2 separate regions of the Homo sapiens genome follow, and region 2 is linked to region 1. The links are chromatin contacts, found by Hi-C or POLR2A ChIA-PET in ENCODE. All regions are on one chromosome and are shown on one strand. Each heading gives the region's core, a stretch centred on a gene start or an enhancer-like site at or near the end of the contact. The rest is flanking DNA. Distances are from core to core; before and after follow the strand shown. Region 1 has its middle 90 kb from the start of SNHG20. Region 2 has its middle 39 kb from the start of LINC01973.

Region 1 (6,246 bases), core at 2,032-4,531:
TCCCAAAGCGCTGGGATTACAGGCATGAGCCACCATGCCTGCCCTTGTTTTATCTTGTTTTGTTTTGTTGGGTATATTTTTTCCTTTCCAACATTTATTTTAGGGTCAGGAGGTACATGTGCAGTTTACTTCCATGAGTAAATTGCATGTCTCTGGGGTACGGATAGGTCGTTTGTCTGTCTTTCTTTCTTTCTTTTCTTTCTTTTCTTTCTTTTCTTTCTTTTCTTTCTTTCTTTCTTTCTTTCTTTCTTTCTTTCTTTCTTTCTTTCTTTCTTTCTGATGGAATCTCACTCTATTCCCCCAGCTGGAGTGCAATGGCACGATCTCAGCTCACTACAGTCTCCACCTCCCTGGTTCAAGTGATTCTCCTGCCTCAGCCTCCCGAGTAGCTGGGACTACAGGTGCATGCCACCATGCCCGGCTAATTTTTGTATTTTTAGTAGAGACGGGGTTTCACTATGTTGGCCAGGCTGGTCTCGAACTCCTGACCTCGTGATCCACCTGCCTCGGCCTCCCAAGTGCTGGGATTACAGGCATGAGCCACTGTGCCCAGCCGATAGGTCATTTTTCAATCCTCGCCGTCTTCCCACCCGCCACCCTCAAATAGACCCTGGTGTCTGTTGGTCTCTTCTTTGTGTCCAGGTGTACTCAATGTTTAGCTCCCACTTATAAGTGAGAACATGGTTTTCTGTTCCTGCATTCGTTCACTTAGGATTCAGTGCTTTTTTTTTTTTTTTTTTTTGAGACGGAGTCTCACTCTGTCTCCCAGGCTGGAGTGCAGTGGTGAGATCTCAGCTCACTGCAAGCTCTGCCTCCCGGGTTCACGCCATTCTCCTGCCTCAGCCTCCCGAGTAGCTGCGACTACAGGTGCCTGCCACAACGCCCGCCATCGCACCCAGCTAACTTTTTGTATTTTTAGTAGACACGGGGTTTCACCGTGTTAGCCAGGATGGTCTCGATCTCCTGACCTTGTGATCCGCCCACCTCGGCTTCCCAAAGTGCTGGGATTACAGGTGTGAGCCACCTCGCCCAGCTGGATTAAGTGCTTTTTAACTTTATTATTTATTTATTTATTTATTTACTTACTTATTATTATTATTATTTTGAGACAGATCTCACTCTGTCACCCAGGTTGGGAGTGCAGTGGCCCAATCTTGGCTCACTGCAATCTTTGCCTCCCAGGTTCAAGCAATTCTCCTGCCTCAGCCTCCCAAGTAGCTGGGATTACAGGTGCCCTCCACCATACCCAGCTAATTTTTTTTGTATTTTTACTAGAGACGGGGTTTCACCATGTTGGCCAGGCTGGTTTCGAACTCCTGACCTCAAGTGATCCTCCCACCTCGGCCTCCCAAAGTGCTAGGATTGTAGGTGTGAGCCACTGCACCTGGCCTAGATTAAGTATTTTTAAATTTGCAGATTATATAACAGATTATATAACTGCCTGGCCTTGGGCAGGTCACGAAACCTCAGTGTCCATCTACCTCCCCATCTGTGAAGCAGAGATCATGACAGCATCTGTGGTGAATTCTGGAAACTCTATGGTCAGAGGGTACAGGTTCCACAAGGCAGCCCCCACTTCAGACCCCAGCCACAACAATGAGGGTCCCAGGACCACCCTCACTTTAGACCAGCTTGCTATGAATTTGGGGGCCCGCACAACCACCGTCTCATTTGATAATTTTCTAGAATGACCTACAGAACTCAGGAGAGTGCTATACTTAACAATTATAGTTACCGCAAAAGGTTACAAATTAATGGCCTGGCGCAATAGCTCACACCTGTAATCCCAGCACTTTGGGAGGCTGAGGCAGCCGGATCACAAGGTCAGGAGTTCAAGACCAGTCTGGCCAACATGGTGAAACCCCACCTCTCCTAAAAATACAAAAATTAGCCAGGCACGGTGGCGCACGCCTATAATCCCAGCTATTGAGGAGGCTGAGGCAGGAGAATTGCTTGAACCCAGGAGGTGGAGGTTGCAATGAGCCGAGATCAAACTACTGCACTCCAGCCCAGGTGATAGAGCAAGACTCTGTCTCAGAATATATAAATAAATAAATAAATAAATAAATAAGTTACAAATTAGGACCAGCCATGGGACAAGATGCACAGGCCAAAGTCTGATGGGATCTAAACGCGGAGCCTCTGGCCATCTTCTCCCCAGGGAACCCTGGGCGGTCTTCCCACCTCCTGGCCCTAATGCCTGACAACATTCAAGAGTGCTTCCTGCCAGGGAAGCTCACCTGAGGCTTTGGGGTCCAGAGCTTTTCCTGGGGCTCCATCACACGCTAACCATGTGACTCACCTATCCTCTTCAGTCCCTCTGGAGGTCGGCACTGATACGGGATGTCCTGAGGCCCCCATCATAAACCGCATTGCTGGACCCTCCAGGGGCCAAAGCCCTTGGGCAACAAAGACACTCCTGTCAGGAGGGACATGGTGTGGCCTAGAGATCACCCTCCTCCGCGGTAACCAGGTCAGAGGCCAGGCATTCTTTGGGTCAGTTACCTCTCCTGCACGCAGTGTCTAGCTCCTAGGGCTGTGAGGGTTCTGCGAGCTAATCCCTCAAAGTGTTTGTTGCAGTGAATGCTTGATACATGTGAGTTGCCATCATATCACAGCACTGTATTTAGAAAGGGCACTGTCTCAGGCTGTTAGAGCAGGGCTGAGTTTTGGCTGGAGAGATGATGCTATAGATACCAGGGACCCTGCCCTGTCAGGTGCAGGATTTACAGCAGGATGAAGGAGAACCGCCCCGGTCTCTTGAGCCCCCTCACCCTCTCCCAGAACCCTAGAAGGGAGAGTTTCCAAGAGCACAGCGTTCCCAGCCAGTGGACCCTCAGAAAATAGAAGTTGACCGAGAGTCTAAGATGGGCTTGAGCAAGGCAGTTTATCAGGGCTTTCAGCTGGAGCAGCAAGGGGGACAGTACAGGAAGAGACCTGCAGCTGGCTCCCCAAAGCTGGTCGGACTGTTGATTTATTTTCCTTCCGGCCTCCTCCAGATGACATCATTGCATGTTTAGGGTGGTCTGTCCATCATGACTGCACAGTCTCTGTCACGCTTCTTCACGCGACGCATGTCTCATTAGCATCTCAACTTTCCATCCGGGGTATGATGTTTACCATTAAAATGAAGCAAAGGTACAGTTAGGGCGGGCTAGGACCTTGCTGGGGATGTGCATTTGGGGATTGTGGAGAGTCCCTACTGTTAACAGCCACGACATTTGTGGTTTAAGCACTCTGTGTGTTTTAGATTTACTTGGCCTATTTTTGTGAAAGGAAGCGTTTGTGGTTACAGGGCTGCATGGCTGAGTATGGCTGCAGTCAGCATGGTGTGTAAGGAAAACAGGGACCCTTCCCCCGTCCCTGTTCTGCTTTCCCCAGCTGTCTCAAAAAGGGCACTTACAGCGGGGCGCCAAGCGAGGGGAACAGGCAGCTAAGGCTGAAGACCCAAACTCCCGACGGCTCACAAGCAGGGGTTTTGTTTGTTTGTTTGTTTGTTTTGAGACCGAGTTTTGCTCTTGTCGCCCAGGCTGGAGTGCAGTGGAATGATCTCGGCTCACTGCAACCTCCGCCTCCTGGGTTCGAGCGATTCTCCTGCCTCAGCCTCCCGAGTAGCTGGGGTTACAGGCACCTGCCACCACGCCTGGCTAATTTTGTATTTTTTAGTAGAGACGGGGTTTCACCATGTTGGCCAGGTGGGTCTTGAACCCCTGACCTCAAGTGATCTGCCCACCTTAGCCTCCCAAAGTGCCAGGATTACAGGCGTGAGCACAGGCAAGGGTTTTTAAAGGCAGGGATGCATTTCAGGAAAGCGAGGGGTGCATTGCAGGTAAAGTTGTAAACCCATACATGGAGGCTGTACCTCAGTGTGGCCATGGGCATGATTCTCCAGGCCTCTCAGGATGAAATTCTGAACAAAGAACGGCAGTCAGAGTGCCGCCCTCGGTTCCCCACATCTGAGGTCTATAGGATAGAGGCTGGCAGTGGGGGTTTCTGAAAAACAACTCGAGAACATATGTGAAGATGTTATCTTTAGTTTCTGTAGGAACCAAAACACCTTGTTCCTCTGGCTTGCTTGGGAGGCTCCTGTTGCTCTCATCTTGTTTGTTGCTATCTTCCTGCTTATCCGGCTGCTCATTTATTCTCCAAGGCTAGCTAGTGCCTGGAATTTCTCCTGAAGGAACTCAAGACTTTTCCTTTATTTCCATGCTGTGGTTGGGGGGTGGGTGCGGGCAGGCCCCTAGGCGGGTCCCCGCTCTGTCTCTGCATCAGGAGAACTCATGGGACCCCCTGCAGAGAGCCTTGAAATGTGTCTCCTGCAGCAGAGAAATGCAAAGCATGGACACCTGGCCCAGCCTGGAAATGCGTGAGTGAGGGGGCCAGGGGTCTGCCTCCCCCAGAAACATCTCCATGGTGAGGAAATGGCTGTGGCCATTCGGGTGGTGGAGCGGGAGCCCTACAGGCCCAGGTTTGTGTGTCAGGGCAAGGAGATGGGAGTGTTCCTTGCAGACCAGAGAGAGAATCACAAGGGGCTACCCAAGGACCCTACCAGTGGGGCCGTCTGGAAGGGGATGGGGCAGTGCCCAGAAGGATGCTCGGGGGGGCTTCTGCTGGACGTCACATGGGACTACTCAGGATTTGAGGAGCATCCCCCAGGGTCACAGGGACCCAGAGCCCAGCAGGGAACCTTCCAGGAGCCCTTGGAAGCCAAGAGGGGAAGCTGTCCAGGCGAGTGAGGACCACCCTAGCAGGTTCCCACCTCCTTCCCCCCAACCCCCTCTCTCTGCCAGGGCTGGGGCAGATCATCCGCCCCATCCCCTTCCCATTGCAGCCTCTGGACTGGAGCAGGCTGAGCTGGGGAAGGGAGAAGATTCAACCCCTAGTTCCCTTGAGAGATATGATTAAATATCATGGGCTTGTAGGGGTGGAAAACTCATTTGTTCCTACAATACTCATAAGTTCTCAGCTGGAACAGCCTCCTGGAACAAAAAGACAGATTAACAAGAGAAAGGCAGACGTGCATCAGCATGCATGCTGCCTTTTTCTTTTCTTTCTTTCTTTCTTTTTCTTTCTTTTTTTTTTTTTTTTGATATGGAGTCTCGCTCTGTTGCCCAGGCTGGAGTGCAGTGGCAGGATCTCAGCTCACTGCAACCTCTGCCTCCCAGGTTCAAGCAATTCTCCTACCTCAGCCTCCTGAGTAGCTGGGATTACAGGCGTGCGCCACCACACCCAGCTAATTTTTGTATTTTTAGTAGGGACGGGGTTTTGCCATGTTGGCCAGGCTGGTCTCGAACTCCTGACCTCAAGTGATCCGCCCACCTCGGCCTCCCAAAGTGCTGGGATTAGGCCCAGCCAGCATACACGTTGCCTATGTGCACAGGAAGCACCCAGGGAATGCCTGGTTCTCAAAGAGATGGCTTTGAATCCCAGATCATGTTGCATCTTCCACAGAGAACAGTACATCTTTGGAGAAGTCACAAGACAAAGGGAAAGGACTTTGGGTGCAGCCCCCTGGAGAGGCACAGAGCTGGCGGGTGCAGGCTGGCTGGGGAAACCTGTTCTTGTGGATGCCTCTGGAGCTGGCCTCAGGCCCACAAGGGTGCAAAGGTGTCTTCAGTGGCTCAGCTTTGCTCCGTGGTAGAAAGGGGAGTGGGACAGCTTCTGTCTCTACAAATCTATGTCCTGCTTTTAGGCAAACAGAGGGAGTGCAGAGCTTCCTGCACCTGCTTCTTCTTAACTGCCCGCAGCTCAACAGCCTGATGCCAAAAGGTGCACATTTTGGGGCGGCACATTTCTGATCTTCCACAAGCTGAATATTCTGAAGACCAAATTAAGACTGTGTTTGCAACCCAGCGTGGCCACGAGCTATTACCTAAGAGAAGGAGCTGGGGCCATGCATTTGCTAATGTTTGCATCCAGGGGTGAGGGACAATGGACCTCCTCCCATCGACACATGAAAGGGCAGGGGAGAAAAAGCAATGACGTCAGGAGCCAACAAGGCAGTTACCCAGAGAGACAGGACTGGAAAGGTTTACAGCCAAATGCTAGCGGTGGGTATTTGGGGTGCGGACGGGATTGTAATTGGCTTTATCTTATTCTGTGTGGTTTTCTCTATTTTCTCATTTTTCTACTGTGGATGTGAATGACTTATATAATTGGGAGGAAATGCTGGGTGTTTTTGTTTTATTATTTTTATTTTTATTTTTTAATTCTTTTTTGAGGCAGAGTCTTGCTCTGTCACTCAGG
Region 2 (6,221 bases), core at 3,233-5,732, 850 kb before region 1:
TCCACAGAGGCATATGGATATATGGATGGTGCTTTGTTCATGAGATGGGCTGGGCTACAGCAGTGAGAGGAAGGAGCTATGACGTCATGTGGTGAGGCTCAGACTCCACGTGGGAGGAGAGAGGCCAGATGCAAGAGCGTACCTGTCGTGTAATTCCAAAGGAGGCCAGATTAACCTCTGGCGTTAGTAGTCAAGGTCGTCGTTGTCTTGGGGGTATTAATGACAGGAAGAGGTAGAAGAGGACTCGGGAGCTGGCAGTATTTTCTTCTTGATCTGAGAGCTGAGGACATGAAGGTACTCACTTTGTGAAAGTCCAAATGGAGTTGGACACATAGTGTTAGACTTTTCTTTATTCATACTGTACTGCAAGAGAAAGTTAACTTAAAAGAAGCTGATGCAACAGGGACCCCCAAGAAGAAGGTCTTGAGCCCAGTTGGGGGCGCTTACTCCGGGCTTGCATTCGTGCACTGTGAGGCTGAAAGTGGGACAGAGACCACATGGTTTTCAGAAGGTCGTCACAGCCATGGACATCCCAGCCACGGACTTCAGAGAGCGCCATGCTTCCGAACGCTCACTCTCTGAGAAGACACAGCACGGGGTATGGAGGGTCTGGGCAGATGACTTGTCCAAGGCCGCTCACAGGGAAGACCAGAGCTCAGCATCCCAGAGAACCCTGCCCAGTGCTCATTCTGAGATCTCGTCCCTGTGTGACTGGTGGCTCTGCCTGGGGACAGCGGCTATTTTCTTCCCTCTACTGGTGGACTTTGGAGCCTCCATCGTTCCTGGTCTGGGGTCCTGATGACTTGCCCACCTCCAGGCTGTCCTTGACCTGCCAGTCAAGTGGATGAAACATGTCAGTGCTACATCAGATCCCCACCCACTGAGAGCCTGGGGCCTGGGTGACCCCTGCAGAGCCAGACCAACTCAAAGGAAAAGAGCAACACAGTCCTAGGAGGCTGCTGTGGCAGGAACAGGGGAGTGGAGGCAAAAGGGGAAGCCTTGCCACCTCAAAGACCGGGGAGGGAGGGACTCAACAGTCTTGGGCAGAGTCCTGGGTCCACCCCTCGAGATCCTGTTCAAGTAGGCCGGGGAGGGTGGGAGCCCAGGACTGCTTTTCGCCAAATGCCGCAGGTGAGTCTTGGGCAGGTGGGCTTCCTGCACAGCTGGAGGCAAGCCTGGGAGAAGGGCTCTCGGCCGGCCCTGCCTGAGGTTTCTTTATCGCGTCCCTGATGCCATCAGAGGGGCAGTGCTTGGGGGTGGCCAGAGGCAGAGTTTTGGGACGGGAGGAGGCTCTGCCACTCACTGGCTGAGTTCCTTGGGCAAGCTGGGCCTTTCAGATCTTCAGTCTCCCCATATGGTAGGGCCTCCTCTCAAGGCTTCTTTGGGGATAGGAGTGAGTCTGCAGCAAGCAGCTGCCCACCCCACTGCACTCCACTTGCTGAGAGGGAGACAGGAAGCTGCTTTCCCATCCAGCGATGATCACAGCTCCATCCTGGACCTGCAAGGTGCAGATGTGTGAAGACCACGTGGGTGCTTGACCACCTGTGGCATTTGCAAAGCAGTGAGAAGAGTGAGGCTGTCCATGCCAGGCTGTCTGGCTGGTCCCCAGAGGCCACACCCACAGGTTGCCTGGAACTGGGGGCTCCTTACTTATCTCTGCCCCCAAGCTCTGGGTGTTCCTCCCCTTCCTGCCTTGCTGCTACCCTGAGACTTCCCCACCCCATGCCCAGCCTGCGGTAGACAGTCCAGGCCTTCACACACCCCATCCCCAGGGCCTTCTCTCTTCCCTCTGATTAACAGTAGCAGGGCCTGAGCCACAAGTGGGAGGCCCCAGAGGAGGAGGTGGAATGTGAGTGTGGTAGAACCTTCCAGGCCCCCCCACCCACAGGAAACACCTGGCCTCCAGGGCGCTGGCTTCACATAGGAGCCCAGAGGAAGCCCAGGACTTCAGGGCCAGCACCTGCCAGGAAGTCCTGGGTGCCAGGGGCTCTGTGGGGAAGGAGGGCCAGTCGGCCCAGGTGGCTCATGGTAGGTCACTGGGGAGGGTGTGACAGAGCTGTCCTGTGGCTGTGCTGGGAAAGAAGGGACCATATGGATTCACGGTGGGGAAAGGGGGCCGGAGGCAGGAGCACCCAGGCCCTGGGTGGTCAACAAATGTGCAGGCAGGAGGGTCCTGGCTGAAGCTGAGGGCACTACTTCTGGCTTTCATGGAACCTTCTGGGACTGTACTGAGCCCCCTCCTGACCCCAGGGGTCTATAATGAATTTGCCTGTTCCAAGATGACCTGTGCGAGGGAATTGCAGCCTCTTCAGGGTGACAAGTGCCAGCCACCCCTGTGGGGTTTCATAGGAGGAGCTGATGGCTGCCCTGACGGTCACTATGCAGTCCCCGGCACCTTGTCCACCCCACTGGGCTGGGGCTCCTCCACCTTGAAGCCCCATGTGTCTGTGGATGAGACCAGCTTCTTGGCTTTTTTCCGCCCAGTCCTTCCCTGACCCTCGGGATGGAGGTGCGAAGAGAGACCCCACAGCTGAATGGTGAGAGCTGCAGCCGTGTCCAGAGTCCACCCTTAGCCTGTGACACCTTCCCTGCAGCCCCGGGAAGCAGAGAGGCCCAGTCCCACCCAGGGGGCCACCTGCGGGCAGCTCTGCGGATTCTCTCCCCACCTGTTTCTCTAGTGTGTCTTGACAGACAGAGGAGACAGACGGCCCCTCCTCAGCTCCCCAGCTGCCAGGGGCTCTGAGTAAAATGCAGTGCCTCTTCCCGCAGGCCTTCTGGGGACAGTGAACTTACCTTCCTACCAAGGGTCATTTCGACAGGAGACAGGAATGATTCTCCGGCCCCAGAGAGGAGCTGCCCCCACGGTCAGGCTCCGACTGACTGAGCTGAGCGAAGGCTAGAAAAACAAGAAGGAAGAGCCCCCCGACACCCTGCAGGGCAGGCCCGTGAGGTGGGGGCTGACTGAGAGGAAAAGGGGGGGCATAGGAAGACATAGCCCTGAGACGTCCTTAGAGGGGCAAAGCAGCGGCCTCAGGAGGTGACCTGCTTGGCTGCTTGGGTCTTGTCCTCCCTGGGTTTTTCTTATCTTTTCTTTTCTTCCTTTCCCTTCGGTTCTCTCTCTCTCTCTCTCTCTCTTTTTTTTTTTTTTTTTTTTTTTTTTGTGAGATGGGGTCTCGCTCTGCCACCCAGGCTGGAGTGCAGTGGCACAATCTCGGCTCACTGCAACCTCCACCTCCTGGGTTGAAGTGATTCTCCCACCTCAGCCTCCTGAGTAGCTGGGATTACAGGGGTCCGTCACCACACCCAGCTAATTTTTGTGTTTTTAGTAGAGACGGGGTTTCGCCATGTTGGCCAGGCTGGTCTCGAACTCCTGACCTCAGTGATCTGCCCACATTGGCCTCCCAAAGTGCTGGGATTACAGGTGCGAGCCACCATGCTTGGCCTCCCTGGGTTTTTCTGAGTAATTTTATGAGGCAGTTTGCAGCAGTCTGGTGGGGAGAATGGCAAATACCCCCCAGTGCCGTTCACTGGACTTGCCCAGTGGAAGAGGGTGGGTGACCAGCACAGGGTGGTGGTCGGGGAAGCCTGACCCCGGTGACAAGCAAATGGCGAGTGGACAAGTAGAGAGAGCCTTTGGAGAAGCATGGGGAGGCAGGCCTGAGCTAGGGGGGACTAGCAGCGACACAGGCTCCAGCGGTCACGGAAGGCGGGCTGGTGGGTGTCCTATGCTCCGGGGCCGGCTCTGTGTTCATCAGTTGTGTGACCTGAAGTACAGGTTTTGTTTTTGTTGTTTTTGGTAAATCAAGGTGAAGCTCACAGCTCAAAATGAGCCGTTTTTAAGTGTACAATTCCTGGCATTTAGTATATTCAATGTTGTGCAGCCACTACTTCTGCAAGTTCCCAAACCTTGGCATCACCCAAGAGGAAACCTCGTACCCAGTGGCAGTCAGTCCTCCTTCCTCCTCCTCCAGCCCCTGGAAGCCACCAATCTGCGTTGTTTGCATGCATTGCCTCCTCTGAACAATTAATAAAAATGTAATCAGTACTTTGGGAGGCTGAGGCGGGCGGATCACCTGAGATCAGGAGTTCAAGACCAGCCTGGCCAACACGGTGAAGCCCCCTCTCTACTAAAACATACAAAAATTAGCTGGAGGTGGTGGCGAATGCCTGTAATCCCAGCTACTTGGGAGGCTCACGCAGAATGGCTTGAACCTGGGAGGCAGAGGTTGCAGTGAGCCGAGATCGTGCCGCTGCACTCCAGCCTGAGTGATAGAATGACACTGACTCCATCTCAAAAAAAAAAAAAAAAAAAATGCAATCAGGTTAAATGGGAGCTTTTGCCTGTGGCCTGTGGCCTCTCTCACTGAGCTTTATGTTCTTAGGCTTCATTCATCTAAGAGCTTCATTCCTCTTTAAGGAATCATATTCCGGTGTATGGATGGACCAAAATTCATTTGTCCATTCATTGTTTGATGGACATCTGGGTTGTTTCCACCTTTTGGCTGGCATGAATAATGCTGCTATGAACGTGTGTGCACATGTATTTGTTTGAGTGTCTATTTTCAGGTTTTTCTGGCTATATTCATAGGAGTGGAATTGTGGATTATATAGCAATTTTATGATTAACTTTTTGAGGAATCACCAAATTGTTTTCCACAGTGGCTGAAACATTTTACATTTCCACCAGCAATGTGTAAGTGTTCTAATTTCTCTATAACCTCACCAACGCTTATTTTCAGTTTTAAAACAAAATTATAGCTGTTGTCGAGCGTGTGAAGTGGCACCTCAACCTCATTGTGGTTTTGATTTGCATTTGCCTGATGACTAATGCTGGTGAGCGTCTTTTCGTGGGCTTCTTGGCCACTGGTATGTCTTCTCTGGAGAAATGTCTACTTACGTCCTTTGCTTGCCCCTTTTTTGATCAGATTCCCAGGCAGGTTTTTTTTTTTTTTTTTTGAGACAGTCTCACTTTGTCACCCAGGCTGGAGTGCAGTGGTGCGATCTCAGCTCACTGCAACCTCCGCCTCCTGGGTTCAAGCAATTCTCGTGCCTCAGCCTCCCAAGTAGCCAGGACTACAGGCATGTGCCACCACAGCTGGCTAATTTTTGTATTTTTTGGTAGAGACGGGGTTTCACCATGTTGGCCAGGCTAGTCTCAAACTCCCAACCTCAAGTGATCTGCCCGCCTTGGCCTCCCAAAGTGCTGGGATTACAAGCATGAGCCACCGTGCCTGGCCCCGAGGGAGAGTTTTAAGCCTCTTTGAGCCTCAATTTTCTCATCTATAAAATGGGGATCATGATAGCGCCTCCTTGGTGGAAGGTGGCCAACCCTCCTGGTTTGCCTGAGATTATCCCAGTTTTTGCAATAGAAGTCTCTTGTCCCAGGAAGCCCCTCAGGCCTGGGCCATCTGGGACAGTTGGTAACCCTACATGGGATTGTCGAGAGGCTGAACCAATAGGGTGCATAGGAAACTCCTAGCACCGGGGACGGCCCAGAGTTCCTGCTCAGCCAATGTCAGCTCTTATTCATTGTAATCCTCTTAGACACATGTGCATGGTAGAGACCTCTGACATGTAAAAATGCAAAGGCAGAAATAAAAATCATCAATAGCCGACCACATGTGGGAAACATTTTGGAAGGTTTTAGTTTTCTTAGGTGATAGAACACTGAATGTGTTAATATAGAGAGGGGGAAGAGGCAGGAACAGCAGTGACTATTTAATGACTCATATTTATTGAATGCTTATTATGTAGCAGCCATGGAAGGGGGAAGTTGGAGGCACAGGATAAAGAGGAGAAAGCTGATGGTGGGAGGGTCCCTTAGAGGCAGGGAGGTGAAAAGGAAGTTGTTGGGGATAATGGCGACACGGACGTTTCCAAGAAGGGAAAGTTTCTTTCGGGTCCTACTTCTTCTCGTGGCCTTTCCATTTCCCTAGAACTTGAAACTCAGCCTCAGCTCCAGCCGACTCACTCACTTGCAGGCAGGGTTGCAGCAGGGGCCTCCTGAAGCCCTGTAGATGCTCTGCCTCTCCTCTCACTGGGCTCAGGCAGGCTGTGCCTCGCCTCTGACATTCCCAGCCAAGGTCTTCAGATCCTGTGGACTCAAATCATCCATTCAACCCTTGCTGAATTCGCCATGGGTCAAGGCCTATACTGCAGCTGCAGGTGCAGTGATGAAGGACCTGGGGGCCCCTTGCAAAGCTCCAGAGCAAATGGACTTG

What was found. A loop is a pair of places that touch in the nucleus more often than their neighbours do. ChIA-PET counts read pairs that join two places held with the same protein, here RNA polymerase II (POLR2A). Pooled maps may share reads with other maps.
Region 2: a map of CD4-positive, alpha-beta T cell shows a loop between it and region 1 (6-fold over the local background). The contact joins two enhancer-like sites. A Hi-C loop is called at or near these places in 1 of 168 maps with a recorded cell type or tissue (CD4-positive, alpha-beta T cell) and 4 of 50 pooled maps. POLR2A ChIA-PET finds 5 or more read pairs at or near these places in 2 of 52 experiments (CD8-positive, alpha-beta T cell and CD8-positive, alpha-beta memory T cell).

Annotation. Positions count from the first base shown.
Region 1 is chr17:76,995,231-77,001,476 of GRCh38, reverse strand. No RefSeq gene overlaps it. Among named protein-coding and RNA genes, the nearest start is that of SNHG20, 90 kb to the left of the region's middle. RefSeq lists enhancers at 2,991-3,070, 3,026-3,566, 5,737-6,246. Within about 2 kb of position 3,281, at least 5 of the 41 ENCODE cell types and tissues checked have a DNase peak (open chromatin) inside an H3K27ac peak, as active enhancers do; they include CD8-positive, alpha-beta T cell, where a contact is called at or near this core.
Region 2 is chr17:77,842,337-77,848,557 of GRCh38, reverse strand. No RefSeq gene overlaps it. Among named protein-coding and RNA genes, the nearest start is that of LINC01973, 39 kb to the left of the region's middle. RefSeq lists enhancers at 1,156-1,805, 1,806-2,453, 2,454-3,103 and a silencer at 4,723-4,822. Within about 2 kb of position 4,482, at least 2 of the 41 ENCODE cell types and tissues checked have a DNase peak (open chromatin) inside an H3K27ac peak, as active enhancers do; they include CD8-positive, alpha-beta T cell, where a contact is called at or near this core.